2 separate regions of the Homo sapiens genome follow, and region 2 is linked to region 1. The links are chromatin loops, found by intact Hi-C in ENCODE. Cell type or tissue: heart left ventricle. All regions are shown on one strand. Each heading gives the region's core, and the rest is flanking DNA. Links, peaks and the distances in the headings are about the cores only.

Region 1 (4,389 bases), core at 214-4,213:
CAAGACCCCATCTCTACAAAAAAAATTTTTTTAACAACTCAAGCTGGGCGCAGTGGTTCATGCCTGTAATCTTAGCACTTTGGGAGGCCAAGATAGGAGGATCCCTTGAGCCCAGGAGGTCGACACCAGCCTGGGCAACATAGAGAGACCCCATCTCTCTCTTTTTTGGGGGTGAGGGGGACGGAGTCTTGCTCTGTCACCCAGGCTGGGGTGCAGTGGTATGATCTTGGCTCACTGCGACCTTCGCTTCCTGGGTTCAAGTGATTCTCATGCCTCAGCCTCCCAAGTAGCTGGGATTACAGGCCACCATGCCCAGCTAATTTTTGTATTTTTAGTAGAGAGGGGGTTTCACCATGTTGGCCAGGCTGGTCTCCAACTCCTGACCTCTACCTCCCAAAGTGGTGGGATTACAGCATGAGCCACCACGCCCAGCACCATATTTATTTTTATTTTTTTTCTTTCTTTGAGACAGTTTCATTCTTGTCGCCCAGGCTGGAGTGCAATGGCACAATCTCGGCTTGCTGGAACCTCAGCCTCTCAGGTTCAAGCAATTCTCCTGCCTCAGCCCCCCAAGGAGCTGGGACTACAGGCGCGTGCCACCATGCCCAGCAAATTAGTAGAGATGGGGTTTCACCACGTTGGCCAGGCTGGTCTCAAACTCCTGACCTCAGGTAATACACCCCACTAGGCTTCCCAAAGTGCTGGGATTACAGGCGTGAGTCACTGTGCCTGGCCCTTATTTTTTTAATTTAAAAAAAAAAAAAGGCCGGGCGCAGTGGCTCACGCCTGTAATCCCAGCACTTTGGGGGGCCAAGGCAGGCGGATCACAAGGTCAGGAGATCGAAACCATCCTGGCTAACATGGTGAAACCCCGTCTCTACTAAAAATACAAAAAACTAGCCGGGCGTGGTGGCGGGCACCTGTAATACCAGCTACTCGGGAGGCTGAGGCAGGAGAATGGCGTGAACCCAGGAGGCGGAGCTTGCAGTGAGCCAAGATGGCGCCACTGCACTCCAGCCAGGGCAACAGAGCGGGAGACTCCGTCTCAAAAAAAAAAAAAAAAGAACTCAAACATGTTAGAGAAACACACCCACGCCCCGGGGGCTTTGCTCTTACCATTCTCTCTGCCTGGAACACTTCTTCACCAGATACCTGCTCTTTCTCCTCACTCCGGGTTTTGCTTAAGTGTCATCTCAATGACATCTCTTTATTAAGTGTCATCTATTTTCCATGTGTTCTACCTATTGATGTATTCATTCATTCACTGTTCTAGGGCAGGAGGCATCCGTGAAGGCAAAGATTCTGTCTGTTCTGCTGATTTCGGTGGTCCCAGCACCCAGAATAGTACTGCACGCAAAAGCTTATCTGTTGAATGAATAATGTGTGAACGAATGCACTAGGTTATGAATCGGGCACCGGCATTCAGGGAGCACGCCGGACTCTCATCACAACACTATAGCTTTAGTACTGAAAATTCCTCCGCCGGGCGCGCTGGCTCATACCTGTGATCCCAGCACTTTAGGAGACCAAGGTGGGTGGATCACCTGAGGTCAGGAGTTTGAGACCAGCCTGGCCAAACGTGGCGAAACCCCGTCTCCACTAAAAATACAAAAATTAGCTGGTGCACGCCTGTAATCCCAGCAACTCAGGAGGCTGAGGCAGGAGAATCACTTGAACCCGGGAGGCAGAGGTTACAGTGAGCCGAGATCACGACATTGCACTCCAGCCTTGGCGACAAAAGTGAAACACCGTCTGAAAGAAAAAAAAAAAAAAAGAAAGAAAATTCCTCAGCAGAAGTCTTTGGGAAGGTCAAAGGTGAAACTCCGAATTGTTCTCAGCTGTGCTTTAACCATTCCAGCCCCCTGAGAGCCCCAGGGCTCGGTCCGCCGCCCTTCCTTTACATTCCTGAGCTCTGAAGTCCCCACCTCCTTTCAGCACCCTGAGTTCTTTCCTAGGATGGAATGGACTGAATAATATTTTCCATGTTAGTGATGGGGTCCAAGAATGTCCATGACGCATGAGACCAGAGCTCCCAGCCCGGAGAATGGAACGCTGCTCTCTCTGGAGCCACCAGGGGGCGCCATTTCTCCACGGAGTTTCGCGAAGGCCGCGCCGCAAGAAGCTGCTCTCCCAGCAGGAGGCGAGGCTCTTTGCCTGTTGCAGGGTTGGGTATGTCGGCAGGATTTGGAAGTGCTCAAGCAGGTGGTGGGAGAGCTTGCTTTGATGCTCCCAAAGAAAGTGTTGCCCAGGTTCTCTCCTGCTTGTAATTAGACCTGTGTTCCACCCCAGACTTTGGCTGCAGCTGCGTGACCCTGGACAATTCACTGTGAATGTTGCAGCCGTGGTAACCTCATCCATAAGAACACTGGGACCCCATGGGATTGTGTGTGGACACAGTGAGATGAAAGCTTGCAGGCACCAACCATTGCTCTGAAATGGGAGCCAGTGATGGGATCAGAGGTTGTTAATTATACTAGTAATCAACTGAGCCCTGGTTCTCAAAGCCTGTTCCCTGGATCAGCAGCAGCACCTGCTAAATTCTGATGGCGTTTGATAGAAATGCAAATTCTCAGCCCCACTTCCCCCAAAGTCCTTGATTGAATTTATTAATCTGCCGGGTGTGATGGCTCACGCCTGTAATCCCAGCACTTTGGGAGGCCGAGGCGGATGGATCACCTGAGGTTAGGAGTTCAAGACTAACCTGGCTAATGTGGTGAAACCCCCGTCTCTACTAAAAATACAAAAATTAGCTGGGCGTGGTGGCACCTGTAATACAAAAATTAGCTGGGCGTGGTGGCGGGCCCCTGTAATCTCAGCTACTTAGGAGGCTGAGGCAGGAGAATCGCTTGAACCAGGGAGGCTAAAGTTGCAGTGAGCCGAGATCATGCCATTGCACTCCAGCCTAGGCAATAAGAGTGAAACTCTGTCAAAAAAAAAAAAAAAAAAAAAAAAGAGTTTCTTAATCAAAAGGCCTGAGAATTTCAAGAAATGCAGATTCTCAAATCTTTCAACTGAGAAACTTGGTGGGGGTGAGTCCCTCAATCAGTGTTTAGCAAGCTGCCCACGTGCTTCTGATGCCTGCTCAAGTCTGCTTAGAGCAGTAGGGACTTCTCCTGTAGGGGTTTGGAACACAATACCCCAAATTACAGCACTTTGGCAAACTGAGCATTTGAAGCTGAAGGAATTTGAGGAAACCATAGAAGCAGGAAGGTCACTCTCTGACCTTCTCCTGCCTTCCTCTTCTGCAGTGGGCCACTCAAGGTTTCTCTGACCTGCCTCTCCTGAAAGTAGGCCCCAAGCCCCTCATTCCAGAGGGGGTCCGGTCCTGTCCGTGGAGACCATGAAGACTAAACTCACAGGCCTTGCTAAGTTCCCACTGTGTACATCATTGGATCAAACCCTTTTGTCCTCCTGTGACACTGCTGCTTGACTGTCCATAAAAACACAGGTGCCCTGGGTCACGGTTCTTCACTTTGGAAGACTCCTGAGTCACTCAAAACTTGGGTTAAATAAATTTGTCATGCTTATCTCTTGTTAATCTGTCTTTAGGGGTGTTAGCCATGAACCTTGTGATGGGTGAGGAAAAGGTACTTTTTCTTCCCTACAGCCCTAAATCATAGTTAGTTAGGAGTGGAGCTGAAATTGAAAAAAATTAAAAAATTAGATTTACTGCCTGCAAAGCTACAACCCAGGATATGGTGTGCGTGTATATCCCATTAGTGATGGACATGCCAAAATGCCTCCCCTCCCCCTGCTTTTTTTTTTTTTTTTGAGACGGAGTCTCACTCTGTTGCCCAGGCTGTAGTGCAGTTGTGCCATCTCAGCTCACTGCAACCTCCTCCTCCCGGGTTCAAGCGATTCTGCCTCAACCTCCCAGGTAGCTGGGATTACAGGCGTTTGCCACTGTGCCGGGCCAAAATGCCTCTTTTTGTTCTAGTTTAAACTTGTAGTTTTCTAGAACAGTGGCGCTCAACCGTGGCTACACATTAGAATCAGCTGGGGCTCTTTAAAAACTATATCAACCTGGGTGCGGTGGCTCACACCTATAATCCCAGCATTTTGGGAGGCCGAGGCGGGTGGATCACTTGAGGTTGGGAGTTTGTGACCAGCCTGGCCAACATGGTGAAACCCCGTCTCTACTAAAAATGCAATAAAATTAGCCGGACATGGTGGCAGGTGCTTATAATCCTAGCTACTTGGGAAGCTGAGGGAGGAGAATTGCTTGAACCTTTGAGGCGGAGGTTGCAGTGAGCGCAGATCGCACCATTGCATTCCAGCCTGGGTGACAGAGCGAGACTACAACTCAAAGAAACAAAAAAAAAAAACAACAAAAATCAAATGCTTGGTCGTCTCCCCAGACCAATTAATCCACAATTTCTGGAAGACCCT
Region 2 (4,389 bases), core at 74-4,073, 80 kb after region 1:
AGGTGCATCTTTGATCAAATATAGCAAAGAAATGATGGGGCCCCTCTTCACCTTCTCTGAGGACAGGGTGTCTGCATATCATGAATGAGTGGCTAGTACTTATTTTCTTGGGCCCACATGTTGCCCTAAAAACTGGGACACTTGAAGTCTTTTTTTGCTTGCTTTTTTTTTTTTTTGAAAGAAACAAGGCTTTGCAGGCCCAGGCCTGGTGGCTCATGCCTGTAATCCTAGCACTTTGGGAGGCTAAGGTGGGCAGATCACCTGAGGCCAGGAGTTCGAGACCAACCTGGGCAACATGGTGAAACCTCATCTCTACTAAAAATAGAAAAATTAGCCAGGCATGGTGGTGCGCACCTGTAATCCCAGCTGCTCGGGAGGCTGAGACATGAGAATCGCTTCAACCTCGGAGGTTGTAGTGAACCAATATCGCACCACTGCACTCCAGCCTGGGTGACAGAGCGAGACTCTGTCTCAGAAAAAAGAAAAAAAAAAAAGAGGCAGGGCTTTGCTCTGTTGTCCAGGCTGGAGTACAGTGGTGTCATTGTGGCTTACTACAGCCTTGACCTCCTGGGCTCAAGTGATCCTCCCACCTCAGCCTCCCAAGTAGCTGGGTCTACAGCTGTTCCCCAACATGCCTGGCTAATTTTTTTTTTTTAACTTTTTGTAGAGATAGGGTCTTGCTGCCCAGGCTGGTCGCGGACTCCTGGGCTCAAGCTGTTCTCCCACCTCATTCTCCCAAATTGGTGGGATTAGAGGTGTGAACCACTGCACTAGGCCCACAGAAGTCTTTTGTTGGGCTGAGACAGTGTATTAACAGTTGAGATAGTTCAGGGGAGTGCAGGGATTGCCAGTTTCTCCCCAAGGTCAGGCAACACTAGGAGTTTGTGTCTGCCCAACTCCTTGGATCACTGGAGCTGAGTGGGGGCTGCCTCTGTAAGATGGGTCTGAGCTCTGCCCAGCCCTGCTGTCTCCCCCACTGCGAGGTTGAATGCCAGTGCATCCTCACACTCCAGGGCTAGGTGGTTCTTTCTTACATACTTCACAGTATTCATGCTTTTACCAGATGTAGGAGAATGATAGCTGAAGCTATGGTTTTTTTCACTCAGGTATGGTCCCTGTGTGGCCTCTGTAGGAACTGGAGTCTATGGTCCTCATCGTCCACACATGGACCTTGTGTTTACACACAGCCAGAGCACCCATACTCTGGTTTATGTAGACCAGGTGTCTGCAACTACAGCCTGTGGGCTAGATGCTGCCTGAAGCCTGTGTTTATAGAGTTTTATTGGCACACAGCTACAGTCATTCATTTATGTACTGTCTGTGTGTGCTTTTGCCCTACAGTGGCCAAATTGAGTATTTGCGATAGAGGCCTTATGGCCTGCAAAGCCTCAAGTATTTACTATCCTTATAGAAGCCTTTATAGGAAAAGTTTGCCGGTTCCTGGTATCATTGAAGGTATTCCAGAAGCAAATAGACAGGGCCTTTTCTACTTTCTTGTTAGCCAGCCTATGGAAGCAGGGAAATAAGAACATTTTCTCTTCTGCAGTATCCCTTAATAACCTGCAAATATTCCATGATAACACAGGTTGCAACCTGTTTCCCTAGTTATCAAACTGGTAACACACATTATACATGTAGGGGAGAAAAATCATATCTCAGAAATGATTTGCTTTCCCTTTTTAAAATGTTCCATATTTGTTATCAGATTATTTTTATGGAACAGGAAACACTTACAAGCAGCAGATAAGGAAAATATCTGATTGATAAGGAGATTAACCAGGCATCTAGCTCTCAGCAACTGCTGCTGTTTCAGGAAAGGAGAAAATCTTCTGAAAAGAGTACAGAGCAGCCAGGCAGTCCTCGGGATCCTCCTAGGGGCAGCCAGCCCCAGCCAGGAGGTGGTGGGGTTGGGAGGGGAGCACCAGGAGAAACTTAATTTTGGAGGATCAGTACCTCGGCTACTATCAGACAGAGAGGATTTGAGTTGCTGGTTAGGGAGATGTACAGTCATATTTGATTCTTCCAGCTTCTTTTTTTTTTTTGAGACAGAGTCTTGCTCTGTTACACAGGCTGGAGTGCAGTGGTGTGATCTTGGCTCACCGCAACCTCCACCTCCCGGGTTCAAGCACTTCTTCCTGCCTCAACCTCCTGAGTAGCTGGACAGGCGCCCACCTATAGTTTTAGTAGAGACGGGGTTTCGCCATGTTGGCCAGGCTGGTCTTGAACTCCTGACCTGAGGTGATCCACCTGCCTTGGCCTCCCAAAGTGCTGGGATTACAGGCGTGAGCCACTGTGCCCAGCTGATTCTTCTAGCTTCTTAACAACTCTTCCTATTGTATTATTAACTTACTGAAAAGAAGTCAGATACTGAAAATACGGCTGACTGTTATCTTTCAAAAACCACAGTAGCATCCTAGAAGACCTCACTCGGGGTAGAAATAGTTCTGAAAAAAAAGAAAAAGAAGGGAAATAGTTCTGCTTGCTTGGTATGTATAGCTTATCTTTCAACAGGAGTTCCCCGCCCTCTCTTCCCCTTCCTGCTGCTCCTCACCCATCTCCTCTTTAGCACCCCCATACCCCTACAATAAATTCGAAGCAACCATTTTCCTAGGCAGAGAGCAGACCCTCTACATTAGTGGTTCTCAGCTAGGGACAGTTTTGACCTCCAAGGGACGTTGGGCAAAGTCTGGAGACGTTTTTGGTTGTCCTAATTACGTGTGTGAGGGTGTTAGAGTATTACTGGAATCTAGCCAGGTATGCTTCTACCTGCCCTGCAATGCACAGGACGTCTCCCACAACAAATACTTTTCTGGCCCCCAGTGTCACCAGTACCAAGATTGAGAGCCTGTGCCCTGGATGCTGTCCCCTTCTGTCAGGTTTTTAGTAGTCATCTTATTTTTCAGATGTTTTTTCCCCTCTAGCTTTGTGCACTAATCTGAACTTAGTTTGCATTGCAGATAATGTTCTCTGAGGGGGTCTCTAAGTCAACACACACTCTCCTGGATTCAACGTTGTCTTATGAGGGCTATAGGGAAGAGAGAGTGTGCTGGGAGACCCAGGTTTGAGTCTTTGCTCTGGGCTCCAAGGTCAGATAAATATCTTTAACCAAGTAACCAAGTTTTTCTACACATCAAGTAAGACTAGTATGGGTTGAGTATTCCTTATTCATCTTGGGACCAGAAGTGTTTTTTTTTATTTTTTAATTTGGAATATTTGCATATACATAGTGAGATATCTCGGGGATGGGACCCAAGCCTAAACACATAGATATATATTTTTTTGAGATGATGTCTCGCTCTTTCGCTCAGGCTGGAGTGCAGTGGTGTAATCTTGGCTCACTGCAACCTGAGTTGAAGCGATTCTCCTGCCTCAGCCTCCTGAGTAGCAGGCATGTGCCACCATGCCCAGCTAATTTTTATATTTTTTGTAGAGATGGAGTTTCACCATGTTGCCTAGGCTGGTCTGGAACTCCTGATCTCAGGTGATCCACCCACCTCGGCCTCCCAAAGTGCTGACATTACAGGCGTGCCACCACGCCTGGCCTAAACATAAAATTCATTTATGTTTCATACATACTGTATTAGTTTGTTTGTTCTCATGCTGCTAATGAAGACATACCCGAGACTGGGTAATGTATAAAGGAAAGCAGTTTAATTGACTCACAGTTCAGCATGGCTGGGGAGGCCTCAGGAAACTTACAATCAAGGTGGGGAGGGGAAGCAAACACGTCCTTCACATGGCTGCTTCGAGGAGAAGTGCAGAGCAAAGAGGAGGAAAAGCTCCTTATAAAACCATCAGATCTTGTGAGAACTTACTATCACCAGAACATCATGGAGGTAACTACTTCCATGATTCAATTACCTCCCACTGGGTCCCTCCCATGACACATGGGGATTATGGGAATTACAATTCAAGATGAGATTTGGGTGGGGACACAGCCAAACCATATCACATACCTTATACACATAGCCTGAAGGTAATTTTATACAATATTTTAAATAATATATGTGACTCATCACAAGAGATCACTTGTGGCTTCATGTTAGTGCTCAAAAACTTAAGGATTTTGGAGCATTTTTGATTTCTGATTTTCTCATTAGGGAGTGCTCTTAGTACCTTTCTGGGTGGTTGTCAGGATAAAATGAAGATGGTGTGTGCAATGGCATGCTGAAAATGTAACATGAAAAAAATATTGTAGCAGTGATATTCCCTGGAAACCAAGTAGAGCTCTATCTTAAAAGTTGGTCTGACACAGGGAAATAACTGGGCTAAAGAATTATGCAGCTGGGAGCAGTGGCCAACACCTGTAATCCCAGCACTTTGGGAGGCAGAGACGGACAGATCACCTGAGGTCAGGAGTTCGAGACCATCCTGGCCAACATGGTGAAA

The links. Hi-C counts contacts between places; a loop is a spot of excess contacts. Peaks named below come from ENCODE experiments on the same cell type or tissue, not always from the same donor. Only the 100,000 strongest peaks of a DNase experiment are listed, where the experiment ranks them.
Region 2: a loop joins it to region 1, with 3 times the contacts of the local background. A loop is called at or near these places in 28 of 110 quality-filtered maps.

What each region holds. Positions count from the first base shown.
Region 1 is chr20:47,381,904-47,386,292 of GRCh38, reverse strand. It overlaps LINC01754 (long intergenic non-protein coding RNA 1754), which reads left to right. Exons shown (of 3, transcript NR_146496.1): 3 at 1,274-3,527. Among named protein-coding and RNA genes, the nearest start is that of ZMYND8, 27 kb to the right of the region's middle. RefSeq lists an enhancer at 2,046-2,898. In heart left ventricle, for the core only: CTCF peaks have their summits at 1,887 and 2,097 (motif pointing right); DNase peaks (open chromatin) are centred at 1,472 and 2,092; H3K4me3 peaks cover 542 bases; H3K27ac peaks cover 1,255 bases.
Region 2 is chr20:47,301,349-47,305,737 of GRCh38, reverse strand. The region is part of intron 3 of ZMYND8 (zinc finger MYND-type containing 8); the gene reads left to right. Among named protein-coding and RNA genes, the nearest start is that of ZMYND8, 53 kb to the left of the region's middle. In heart left ventricle, for the core only: a CTCF peak has its summit at 1,934 (motif pointing right); no DNase peak of the experiment used is centred there; H3K27ac peaks cover 1,257 bases.